Linked DNA regions of Homo sapiens: region 1 is linked to region 2. A link is a contact called in ENCODE Hi-C or POLR2A ChIA-PET data. All regions are on one chromosome and are shown on one strand. Each heading gives the region's core, a stretch centred on a gene start or an enhancer-like site at or near the end of the contact. The rest is flanking DNA. Distances are from core to core; before and after follow the strand shown.

Region 1 (6,506 bases), core at 2,756-5,255, 1.9 Mb after region 2:
TCCCCTGACTTCCATCTGTGGACATAGATTGTGAGAAGAAAATCAACTTGAGTTCGAGAAAAGCAAAACAGTATCAAAAAACAAATCAAAACAAAGGTAAATAAAGGTAAGACGCAGAGAACAAGAAAAGCAGATAGGATCACGCTGGCACCGCAAGAACACACAAAGATGGTAACTGCAACCATCGAGCCCACACTCGGCTAAGTCAGGTAAGGTGGCAGGTTAATGTTTGGTGCACAAGAATGTTCACTATGACATTAGAAGAGCAACAGTTTAGAAACAGCCTAAATGCTAAAAAATTTAGAGGTGGAGAATTTTATTTACCAGAAATTCACAATGAGGATTTTTAGAAAGAAAACCAGTGAACAAATAATTGCACTCCTTGGGGTAGAAGAGAAACTTGTGTGCGTGTGTCTGTGTGTGTGTGGTGTGTGGTGTGTGATGTGTGGGTGGTGTGTGTAGGGTTTGTCTGGTGTGTGTGTGTTGTGTGGTTTGTGTGTGTGTGGTATATGTGCTGTGTATGTGCATTTGTGTATATGATGTGTTTGGTTTGTGTGTGGAATGTATGTATATATGTATGTTTGTGTGATGTGTGTTTTTGTGTGAGGTGTGTATGGTGTGTATGTGTTTGTGTGTGGTGTGTGTGTGTGAGGTGTGTGTTTGGTGTTTGTGGAGTGTATGTATGTGATATGTGTGTGGAGTGTATGTGTATGGTGTGTGTGATGTGTGTAGTATGTGAGGTGTGTGTGTGGTGCATGTTTGCGGTGTGTGGTGTGTGATGTGTGTGGTGTATGTGTGTGGTATGTGAGGTGTGTGTGTGGTGTTTGTGGTATGTGTGAGGTTGTGTGAGGTGTGTGGTGTATGTGTGGATGGTGTGTGAGTTGTGTATGTGATGTGTGGTGTTTCTGGAGTGTTTGTGTGTGTGCACATGTGTGTGCTGTATGTGTGGTGTGTGTGTGTAATTTGTGTGCGAGGTGTGCAAGGTGTGTGTGTTATCTGTGATGTGTATGTGGCGTGTGTGATATGTGAGCGGTGTGTATGGTATGTGTGAAATGTGTGGTGTGTATATGTTATGTATGTGTCTCTGGTATATGAGGTGTGTGTGTGTAGTGTGTGTGTGGTGTGGGTTGATGTGGTGTGTATGTGTGTGGTGTGTGCAAGATGTGTGTGGTGTGTGTGGTGTGTGTGTATAAGTGTGCATGTGAATGTGTATATGGTGTGTGTGTGAATGTGTGTGGTGTTTGCAGAATACGTGTCTGTGTGTGGTGTATGTGTGTATGAGTCTGTATGGTGCTGAAGGTGTGTGTGGTGTGTAAGTGTGTGTGGTGTGTGTGGAATGTGTGTGGGGGTGTGGGTGTGTGCAGTGTGTATGAGTGTGTGGTGTGTGTGGTGTATGTGTGGTGTGTGTGTATGAGTGTGTGTGGTGTGTGTGGAACGTGTGTGTGGGTGTGGGTGTGTGTGGTGTATGTGTATGTGTGGTGTGTATGTGTATGGGTATGTGTGGAATATGTGTGGGTTGTGTGTGTGGTGTATGTGTATGGGTGTGTGTGTGGTATGTGTGGTGTCTGTGTGGAATGTGTGTGGTGTGTATGTGTATGGGTATGTGTGGAATGTGTGTGGGGTGTGTGTGTGGTGTATGTGTATGGGTGTGTGTGTGGTATGTGTGGTGTGTGTGAAATTGTGTGTGTGGTGTATGTGTATGAGTATCTGTGTATGTGTGTGGGGACAATTATTTATGGAGCACCTACGCTCTTCACCAGCAGTGAACACAAGAGAGGGGGAAACCCTGCTCTGGGGACGTCACCTCCCATGATGCCATTCGCAGTTGGGGACCAACTTCCTCCATTTGTGGCTTTCACTCTGAGAATGCCTCAACACGCAGGTTTCTCCACCGATTGGTATTTACACCCCCCACTTTAAACTGCTTTCCTGCCCTTTTTTCTGGCTGTGACTAGAATTATTTTTAGGGAAAAGAGAGAAGGATCTGGATGAATGAATTAATTAGAATTCATTTTCTAGTGGCATTTCTCCCAGTTCCTTCATTTCTGCTTGAAGGACAATTAAGGGTTCCGGTGTGGCTAATCATGTGGATTAAGAGTGGCTTCTTGTCTCCCATACAAATCCAAATGACTCACCACCAGTCATTTTTCCCGCTTTCTATGATCCTGAGATCCTAACTTCACTAACTGGGAAGTTACAGTTTTCAGAGATGCATTTTTTTTTTAAATAATGAGAGTGACTTTCTCAGTTTTATGTTACACTCTCTTGGCAAATAAGCTGCCTGTGCTGCTGTAGCCTGCACATTTTTGTTTGCAGTTAAAGAGGATGAAGAAGCCATCACCGGGTTCAGGTGCAGACACCTTTTTAGATGATTCTTAGTTACAGTGATTTTTAGAGGCACAGTTGATGACTAGTGGAAAGGCTTTCCGACCAGACTCTTTAAACTACCCACTCAGGCCAAGGAATCCCCCTCACCAGCTGCGTTTTCCTCAGGGAACTGAGCTTCCCAACCCTGTAGAATGTACTTCCCTTCCCTTCATGTGTCTGTTTGGTTCTCTGCCCCATCCCTGTGCCCAGAATAGCACCAGGCCTCCAGCAGACTGAGATCTCCATCTGTGGTCCAGGTTAATCTAATAATCTCACATCGGATCAGTTTGACCATCGGGATTTCTGTGGTCTAGTCTCTAATACCGCATGTCTGCATTTGGGATAGAGCATTTCACCCACAATTTAACCAAAAAATGCTGTTCCAAATAATCGTGTTGGCCACAGTATATTAAACACGCAGCTTTCCTAATAAGCACTTTAGTTTTCTTGCACATACAAGGAAGAGATTGGGTTTTTATATAGACTAGGTTATTTCAGCAAAAAAAAAAAAAAAAAATCCCGAAGGGATAATCAAGTTAATACAATTTGTTAAAAGGGAACACTACATGTGCAATGAGTTTGCATATTTATAGAACCCACATAATAAAGCCAGCTTTTACCAGATCACTTTCCCTTGTAAACATGGTCAATTGTATCTTGTAGGAAAGAAATGTAACAGTTATGTTAAACTAATGAAGTTCACATTGAAAACTATTTTAGGTAACTAGAAGTTTACTCTTACTGCATAATAACTAAAACTCGAAGAAAATTTACCTGAAATTAAAAAAGAAAAGCGTTGCTCGCTTTTATGGGACCACTTGCCTTAGAGAGGGAGCCCCCACAACACGTGAGTCTCCTCCCACCCCGTCCATGGACCTCCGTGCCAGCAGAGAGCAGCTCTTATATATGAATATGTGTAGTGTGTATGGAACGTGGTGTGTGTATAGTATATGTGTATATGAGTGTGTATCTGTGTGTGGGAACAATTATTTATGGAGCGCCTCTCTGTGCTGGGGACCAGCAGTGAACACAAGAGGGAGAAACCCTGCCTTAGGGACCTCACCTCCCACGATGCCACCTTCGCAGGTGGGGACTGACTTTCTCCATCTGTGGCTTTCACGTACCTCGACACACACATTTGTCCAGGGACTGGTATTTATGCTACCCCCCCCCCCCCTTCTTAAACTGAAGGACCTTTTTCTGGCTGTGAACTAAAATTACTTTTAGGGAAAAAAGAAAGAGAACCCTTGTGAACATGGTCAATTGTATTTTGTAGGAGAGAAACGTAACATTTATGTTAAGCGAATGAAGTTCACATTGAAAACTATTTTAGGTAACTAGAAGTTTACTCTTACTGCGTTATTAAAACTTGAAGAAAATTTACCTGAAATTATAAAAAAATTAAATTTTTGAAATTAAAAAATATTTTTTAAAAAATTAAACTTCAATTTTAAAGTTAAATTAAAATTTAAATATTTTTAATTTTAAAATTAAAAATTCAGAGCCCGCGAGCACAGCAGACAGGCACCAGCTCCCAAGCAAGAACAGCAGCGAATCAACATTTACTCCGAAAAAAAAAAAAAAAAAAACCCTTTCAGAACAGTTTGTGCTCCTGTTCAGCCCAGGAGACGTCGTTCCTGCTTTTACGCGGCGCCATGTCCTTCTTGGCGTACACTTGGCAAAACAGAATGAGAACTGTAGGTCGATAGAGAGACCTCCCTCCCTCTCGCCGGACCCCTCCCTCTCGCCGGACCCCTCCCTCTCGCCGGACCCCTCCCTCTCGCCGGACCCCTCCCTCTCGCCGGACCCAACTGGGTAGGGCGAGGAGCCAGGGGTGGGCGGGGAGGCGCCTGCGGGGAGGTCTGGAGCACGCCCGAGGCCAGGAGGAGGCGGAGCCGTAGCGAGCGTATGAAGGGAGGACCTGAGCTAAGGACCCGCGCCCGCCCGGGGGTTCCAGCATGCGGGGGAGTGGTCCCAGAGGAAGACAGGTCATTCCAGGGCCCCTAACCTTTTCTGCACCTTGGACCCATTTGGACTTGGGTCTCTTCTCAGGGTATAATTTCATAACACAAAAAATAAAACACAAACTTCAAAGATAACATCTAATATTAAAATTATCAAAATATTTAAAAAATAACATTGGGATGTGTTATCATTTGTGTGCTTCTGTATTAACTCAATAACAAGATTTTGCAGCGGGCCCAATAATGTGTGTTATTGTCAAGCAGTGATGAGCGAAATAGAATTTCTAGTATCGGCCACAACTGCAAAGTGACATGAAAATAACCAGTGTTTAGTGGCGACCAGCCACCCATAATAGCAATACGTCTCTGGGTTTTTTCCCTATGTGTATAATAAGGGAAATGCTACATCGCAGTTCTGAATGAAATGTAGGTTAGTGATTTTTTTTTTCCCAACCCAAGTTCCCAGGCAGAACTATGAGGGTCTTGGCAGAACCGTGGGGGTCTTGGGCTCTGCGACTGAGGAAAGATAGAGTCTTCAGGTGAAGGAAGAGCTCTGCCTCCAAAGAAAGAGTGCAGCCACTGGGAATCACAAGCTGCAGAGGAACGCAGGTACCAGATGTCCTGGTGTGCCCACGATGGAGGCGGCAGGCTTTCGCCCTTTATCTAATGCTATGAGCGTGGGCCTCATCAGCTGCCACAGCTGCGCTCTGGCTGAGGCATCACTCAGCAAATACTGCTTTCTCAGGAAGACCTATTCTGTTTTTTGTTTTTGTTTTTTGTTTTGTTTTGTTTTGTTTTTTACAGTATTTCCTGTTTAATAACCTGCCTCCAGAGAGTAGGGATGGTGTTCCCCAGCTTGTTCACCACTGAACCCAGCCTGTGCCCAAGAAGCATTTGTTGAATGGCTGTGTGGACAAATAAATAAATGAAGGGCATTTGATGAGAATTCATAAACTATTCATAGAACTTTCTCTGTGACTGCAATCCTTTCATCTAAGTAATGTTTTCCTCAGATATTCTTAAAAGTACATGGCTCTCATTCCACACCCACTGAGATGGCTATATATACAGTACATAAGGCAGATAATAACCAGTGCTGGTGAGGATGTGAAGAAACTGGAGGCCTCATTCATTGCTGGTGGGAAGGTGAAATGGTGCAGCCACTATGGAAAATAGTTTGGAAGTTTCTTAAAAAGATAACAAATGCCGGGTGTGGTGGCCCATGCCTGTAATCCCAGCACTTTGGGAGGCAGAGGTGGGAGAATTCCTTGAGCTTAGCAATTTGAGATGAGCCTGGGCAACATGGTGAAATCCCATCTCCACAAAAAAAAAAAAAAAAAAAAAATTAGCCAGGCATGGTGGCATGGGCCCGTAGTGCCAGCTACTCAGGAGGCTGAAGCAGGAAGATCCCTTGAGCACAGGAGATTGAGGGTACAGAGAGCTGTGTTTGCACCACTGCACTCCAGCCTGGGTGAGAGAGTGAGACCCTGTTTCAAAAACAAAAATCAACGATTTACTATACGACTCAGTGATTTCACTCCTAGGAATCGACCCAAGAGAAGTGAAAACATATGTCCACACATGAATGTATGCAAATGTTCACAGTAACATTATTCACAATAGCCCCAAACTAGAAAAATTCAAATGTCCATGGATGGATGAATGGATGAACAGTGTGGTATATCTTTACAATGGAATACTATGCAGCAAAAAAAAAGGACTTTTTTTTTTGAGATGGAGTCTCGCTCTGTACACCATGGATGAAACTTGAAAACTTTCTGCTCAGTGAAAGAAGCCAGAGGCAAATACTACATATTCTATGGTTCCATTAATATGAAATGTCCAGAAAAGGCAAATCCATAGAGACAGGAAGCAGAACAGGTTGCCTGGGGCTGACAAGCATGAGGGACCCTTGCAGGATAATGGAAATGCTCTGAAATTAGACTGGGGAGAAGGCTGCACACTCTGCAAATGGACTAAAAAATCACTGAATTGACACCTAGAATGAGTGAATTTTACGCAAGTAAATTATTGAGAGGCGAAGCCAGCTGGACTTGAGTTGAGTGGAGACTTGGAGAACTTTTCTTACAAGAGAATTGTAACATGCACCAATCAGCGCTCTGTAAAAATGCACCAATCAGTGCTCTGTACCTAGCAAGGGGATTGTAAAATGAT
Region 2 (6,464 bases), core at 3,770-6,269:
TTTGGACCTAGGCAGGCCTTTGTCATTGTTTGAATCAATACAATATGGCAGAGGTGGTGGTGTGTGCCTTTTGTAACCAGATCATCAAAGTCATTAGTTTCTGCTTTGGTCTCTTGTCTCTCTCACTCTTAAGACACTTGCTCTTAAAACCCAGCTGCTATCTTCTGAGGAAGCCCAGGGCACAAGGAGAGGCCACATGTGGGCATTCCAGCCAAAAACTGACAACAAGCATGGGCCACCAGATCTACAAGGAAACATCCTTCAGATGGTTCCTGTCTCTGCTTTGAGTCCCCCAGTGGAGGGACCAGATACCATGGAGCAAAGACAGGCCATCCTGCCACTCCCTGTCCCAATTCCTGACCCATAGGAACTGTGAGAGGTGATAAAAGACTATTGTTTTAAGCTATGAGTGTTGGGGAATGTGTTATGCGGAGCAGATAATAGATTCACCTGTCATATCTAGTGGGTGCTGATTGCCCATGTGCCTGAGCATAACCCCATCTCATATGTTTGCAAAGAACAATGCATGAACCCAGTGCATGGCAGGAATTCAGGGAGCAAAATGAACTTGATGGTTACCCAAGCAGGCAGCAGGAGCTTGGTTCCTGGGTGTGGCTTTTGCGCCCCTGGTTTTAGCTCCAGGGATATTCGTCAAAAGTGTTTAAGGCAAGAGTCAGCCCTGCCTCTGTAGAAATAACAAAGAAAAAACAAATGGCAGGGATAGACAACCCTAGTGGGAAAACACAGATATATGAGTTCCATAGTCACTCAGAGAAATGAAGGGATGAACAAAAGCCCTCATCATTCAAGTGACTTTTCCTAAACTCTAAATAAATCTCGGCTAAACACCCAGGTGTAGGGGCAGTATCCATCACATTCTCAAGGCAGTTGTTTTTTAATTTTTTTTTCCGGGATTAAGATAGAAAATGCTTCAGCTTTCCAAGGCAAAGCGTTGCTGCCTGCATTCTCTGTGTGTCATGTGGCCTCAAGCACACCAGGGGTTTTCCTGGAGTGTGTCCTGGCAGTGAAGAGGCACGCAAGGCATCTGATATCCCAGCACCCACAACTGAACATTTTTATGACATTCGCCCAGCTGTACCTTTATAAAGATATTATGCAGGTTCCGAGAGATTAAGCTTTCCTTCCCAACCAGCTGCTGTGGAATGATGCCCGGCATATGGAGGACAGATAGAATTTCCCACCCTGACATGTGCCGAGAAATTTGACTTTAAAAAGTGTTAATCAGTAGCTCAAATCATCAGCCATGCATGAGGGCAGGACAGCAGGAGTCTGGAAGCTAAATCCACAAATGCATGGGGCCATCCCTGGGTGATCCAGAGAAGGAAGTTCATCCATTCAGTCACATTGAGCATCTCCTGCCAAATGAGGGGTTCCCTGCTTGCTGTAGCTGCAGACCTGAGTTTGAATCCTATGGAGACCTGTTGCTTTGTTAGAAAGTAACAGAGATGTCTGGATGCAGGAATCCGGAGCCTGGTGCTGCCCCGCACTTCATAGGTGTGGTCTTGAACACACTTTTGCTCCCTTCTGGCACTGGGCCTCATCAGAGGGGCTCAGTGAAGTTTGGAGATTGAGTTTGTTTTTCATCTGGATGGACTGCCACCTAAAACATTTCAAAGAGCCCTTGTTTGTCCATCTTCCAGGAAATTTGTCCTGGAGCCTGACCATTCCTTTTTTTGGGGAGGCACCTCTCAGCAGCAAAAGGTGAAGTTAGGGGTGGCAGCACAGGGGTTTGGCCTCAAGAAAGTGGCTGGTGCCCCTGGGATGGTGGCCAGCAGTGAGGAGGAGCTGAGCAGGGGAGGAACTTCAAGGTTGGTTTCAGGTCTGGGGGCTGGAAGTACAGACATGGGGATGGACAGTTCTAGGCTTCGAGGGAGCTGCAGCCCTGGCAGGGGAAGAGGGCTTCATGTGGGAGGGTAGTCAGGGGCCGTCACTGCAGAAGCTGGGTGGCCCTGTCACCAGGGTAATGGACCACAGATAGCAGATATGTCCAGGCAGCTGCAGAGAACATGCTGGATTGCCCCTTTCCAGAGTGCGGGCAAGGCTGGCCTGGCAACAGCCAGGGATCCCCTCCCCAGGTATGAGGTGTGGGCACAGAGCCACCTTCCTCTCCAGGTGCAGGGTGGGATAGGGGAATTGGGGCCAGGGAGGAGGGCTGGGAGCAAAGAGAGGGGGAGGTAGGGGAGGTGAGCTGGGGTGGGGAGGAGGAGGGGATGGGGGTGGAGAAGGTAGAATGAAGAAGAGATGGTGGGGTGGGGAGGAGGGCCGGGGATGGGGAACCTGTGGAGTCCCAGGTGGGGAGCCCTGGGCCAGGCTTGACAATCTCTGTCTCTTTCCAGCCATGAGGTGTGGCTACTTTTGCTTTTTGTCTCTAATGCTGAGAAGAAACACCCACAGAGAAAGTAGACATAAAACCCTTCAGATAACAGGGGGTAGAAATCAAACACACATCCTGTGACTCTGCTGTGCGGGAGGACGGTGCCCCCACCTCCAGGAGCCCAGCTGTAGGGGGGAATGGAGGCTGGGCTCAGCACCGCAGCCCCCATGCCCACCTGCACCCAGGCTCACTATGCAGACTGCTATGTGCGCTGCAGGAGCCAGACGGATGCTTTCTTGCAACAGGCTTGCTGCAGATGGTGTAACCCGTCTGAACGTTCATCTTGGTGGATGAGAGGCTTTCTCTGCACACAAAGCCTGAAAGAAGCCCCTCACTACCTCTCTCAACCATCTCCACTGGAGATGAAGCTTCTCAAGCCCGGGGAAGCCACGGAACCTTCCAGATACGGATGTCCCTTTTGTGGGGTACATTCTGCTCCACAACTGGACAGGAGGTTGAAGCCTCACTTGGCCTGGGGTGCTGACTTCCTCAGGGTCCAGGTGAAATGTAGGGAAGGGCCCTGAAAAGTTAGTGCTGAGAAAGAACTAGGGAGAAAATGTTTTGAACCTCAAGCCTTCCAAATCTTGTAAGAGGCTGGAATACATTTATGCAGAGTCACAGAGAAGTCTCCCAAGCCCAATCCAGGCCATCAGTGTTTTGTGTTCCATTAAGACTGGCACATTTGGAGAAGTGGCTGCTGAGCGTGTGGGTTACGGGGGTACAACTACCCTGGCATGTGGATGGCAGGTGGCCAGGTGGCTGGTGGAGCTGACCTCTGACCTCCAAGGTGTGGCTGAGCCCCACGAGCCAACACTGCCTTGAACCACAGCTACATCAGGTGGAAACACAGCTCAGAGCAGTACCTGGTCACACAAGCTCCAGGGCAGTCTTGAGGGAATGGTCTGGAAAGTTTGAATGCACGTGGCTGTGCCGGGGTAAGGTGACCATGGCGGTATGGCTGCAGCTCCTGGGAACTGCCTGGGGCCAGGAGCTTTGACAGGTGAAGCTGCTCCCTTAGCAGAGTGTATACCACCTGTAGATCCTGCTGCCACTCAGACGCCCAGTGAACCCCCCAGCCCTGCCCAGGGCATTGCATCTGGGGGCATCCCGTGACCTCTCACATACCTTGTATGATGGTTAATTTCGTGTTTCAACTTGGCTGGGCCACAGGGTACCCAGATATTTAGCCAAACATTATTCTGGGCATGTGCGTAGGGTGTTTCTGGATGACACTGGCATTTGAATTGGTGGACTTAGTAAAGCAGGGGGCCTCCCCAAGGACGAGACCTCATCCAGCTCACAGAGATCCTAAAGAGAGCAAAATGGCTGAGTAAGAGGGAATATCCACCTGACTGCATGATCTGAGACGTGGATCTTCCCCTGTCTTCGGACTCAAACTGAACATCAATTTCTTGAGTCTCAAGCTTGCCAGACTTCAGTCTGGAAGTTTGAAGGGATTTCCACCTTGAAAACAGCAGATCTGGGGAAGTGTCAGCCTTCCTACTCATGTGACCCAGCTCTTCTTTCCCTGTGTTTACACACCCACTGGTTCTGTTTCTCTGGTGGACCCTAAAGAATACACTCAGTATTCTCCGCCATTGAGAGGCATGGCCCTCACGCCTCCTTCCTGCTTGGACTTGAGATCAAAAGGCAGAACTACCACCTGCGTTAATGCATCAGGATGTGATGGTGCACAAGGGCTGGTCCTCTCCTTGAACTGCCACAGCACCTGATAGCAGGCACCAGCTTTACAGGGGAGGCTGCCGCAGACTTAGTGAACAGCGTGGTACCATGTGGCAGGAACCACTGTGGGTTTAAGGGCTTGCATACATTTCACATCTCAGCAAAGATGTCCACATTCTCTGATGACACCTAAGATTAGCTTGAAGTTCTTGGAAGAAGCCTCAAATATTATCACCTAATGAAGTTTAGATGTATTTTAGATGGAGAGTTGAGAGTCCTTTTACCCCTTACCTGATTTGAGTCCTGGATGATCTCAGCAACATTGTTTCCTGGGGGCCTGAAAAAAAAAAAGGGAAAGATTGAGGTGGACTAAATTTTTATATTTAAGAGGCGCTCATGCATAGTGTGAGTGTGAAACAAAAAAGCCTGTCTAAATAAGCAAATAAAACAGTGGAAATCCATTTTTTAAACCTGAATGCTGGGGCCTGGGCGTAGTGGACATAGCAGCATTAACATTTGGAAAGAATGCTTGAAAACCCTTTCAAAAGAAGCCACGTAAGAGGTGTGTGCATGCACACACACACAGCCTGTTGATGCAATTTATGTGTCCACATTTAATTTCTAAAAAACCTTCCAAATTTGCAAGCACACAATGCTGTAAGTCCTAGAGCTTCTAGGGAGCTCCCCTTGCAAATCCGATGCTGAGGATCAGGCTTTTTTTTTTTTTTTTTTTTTTTTTTTTTCAGAGTGCTTTTAGAACACCGTGTAGGACAGGATGTAGAAATGGGAAACTCACTGGTGTTCTGGCGATACCACAGCCAGACTAAACTGAGCAGAGAATCACCTGCTTGCAATGTAGAATTTCAGAGGGAAGGCAGAGAACAGGCTGGTCTCAGCCTGATGGGGTGATGGGGAATGGAGTACTGTGCACTCCAGTCCCCGCCTGCAGCCTGGTGCCAGCCAGCTAGGGGCAGAAGACAGCCCTGCACTCAGCTCATCCTCTCTGCTCCCAGCTGGGCTCTTAGTTCACACTGGCTGATCAAGAGCTAATATGTCTCCTTTCCCTGAAATATAATGAGGGAAATGTGACTTTGGCTTTGATTCTTCCCTTCCATCTACTTCCTCTAACCAACAACAAAGCTCCCATTTCACTAATGGTTCCTGATGTGATCCGAGCCCCACTAAATAGTTTATGAGAAATGGCTATTTTTATGTGAGCAGAAAAGAGCAGTTCCTGGAAAGCTGGGGCAGCCCTTCATGTCTGGGCTGATGAGATCATCAGTCTCAGGAAGCCGCTGCTCTGCCGGGGCCATTATTCACTATGAGTGCTCCTGTGTCCACGGAAGCCATCCATCCGGCCACCAGGAGACATGGCCTGGGAGCACTGCGTTGGAGAGAGGCTGACTTACCTAAAGTCCGCTTTCCCTGCTTTCCTTGTTGTGACATTTAAGAACAACGTCCTGAACGTGAGAGAATGGAGAAAGGAGACTTTAATGGGGGGTTACAACTGGTTCTAACTGGGGTCCCTGGATCAGGAATATCAGCATTGTTAGAAATGCACATTCTCAGGCCCCATGGGCAGCACCGTGTGGCTGCTAAGGGCAGGGTCTCTAAGCTGTACTGCCTCTGGGCTTGCAGCCTGGCCCTGTCCCTCATTAGCCAGAGGATCCTACTGTGCCTGTCTCCCTGCTGGCAGAACGGGCATCAAATCTCATCCCTCTGTCCAGTGTTGCTGCAAGGATTACACAGGCATCTATGTAAAGCCACTGCAGCAGGTACTGTGTATTAAGTGCTCAATAAAATGGTCAGCTGTCTTGTGATGTCAGAATGCCAACAGGGTAAGTGGCAGGGCCTGTTTCTTCTCAGGGAGGTCACAGTCTTGGGCACCTTCGTGTCCATGGAGATCCCAGGCCTGTGTGAGCTGCAGGTTCTGCCCTCAGAGAGGTGGCTCTAGAAAACAAGCCAAGCTGAGCTCGTAAATCTCCTCCCTAGAGGGGCACCTGCCACATTAGGAGGCGCTCTATTTATGCGTTCATATGAGAGTGCTAAAAGCTGCTCTCACTCCTCATCCATCCCAGTGGTACAGGCCGAACAGTGCCCTCTCAGAAAGGATCTGCTGAAGTCCTAACCTCCAGCACCTCAGGATGTGACCCTATTTGGACATAGGGTCTTAGCAGAGGTAACTGAGTTAAAACAAGACTGTTAGAGTGGGCTGTAAGCCAATCTGGCTGGACTGCCTGTAAGAAGGGGAGATTTGGTCATAGACAGGTACAGAGGGGCATTGGGAGGAGATGGCCGTCTCCAAGCTAGGAAGCCACTCCCCACCACACACCAGATCTGCTGGTACCCACCCTGGCCCCCCGGCCTCCTGCACTGTGAGAAGTGA

The links. A loop is a pair of places that touch in the nucleus more often than their neighbours do. ChIA-PET counts read pairs that join two places held with the same protein, here RNA polymerase II (POLR2A). Pooled maps may share reads with other maps.
Region 1: a loop to region 2 is called in a pooled map, with 2.2 times the contacts of the local background. The contact joins two enhancer-like sites. A Hi-C loop is called at or near these places in 2 of 50 pooled maps. POLR2A ChIA-PET finds 5 or more read pairs at or near these places in 2 of 52 experiments (WTC11 and activated CD4-positive, alpha-beta T cell).

Annotation. Positions count from the first base shown.
Region 1 is chr9:91,710,411-91,716,916 of GRCh38, forward strand. No RefSeq gene overlaps it. Among named protein-coding and RNA genes, the nearest start is that of MIR3910-2, 77 kb to the left of the region's middle. RefSeq lists a silencer at 4,217-4,266. Within about 2 kb of position 4,006, at least 11 of the 41 ENCODE cell types and tissues checked have a DNase peak (open chromatin) inside an H3K27ac peak, as active enhancers do.
Region 2 is chr9:89,809,551-89,816,014 of GRCh38, forward strand. No RefSeq gene overlaps it. Among named protein-coding and RNA genes, the nearest start is that of LINC03062, 170 kb to the left of the region's middle. RefSeq lists an enhancer at 6,402-6,464. Within about 2 kb of position 5,020, at least 3 of the 41 ENCODE cell types and tissues checked have a DNase peak (open chromatin) inside an H3K27ac peak, as active enhancers do.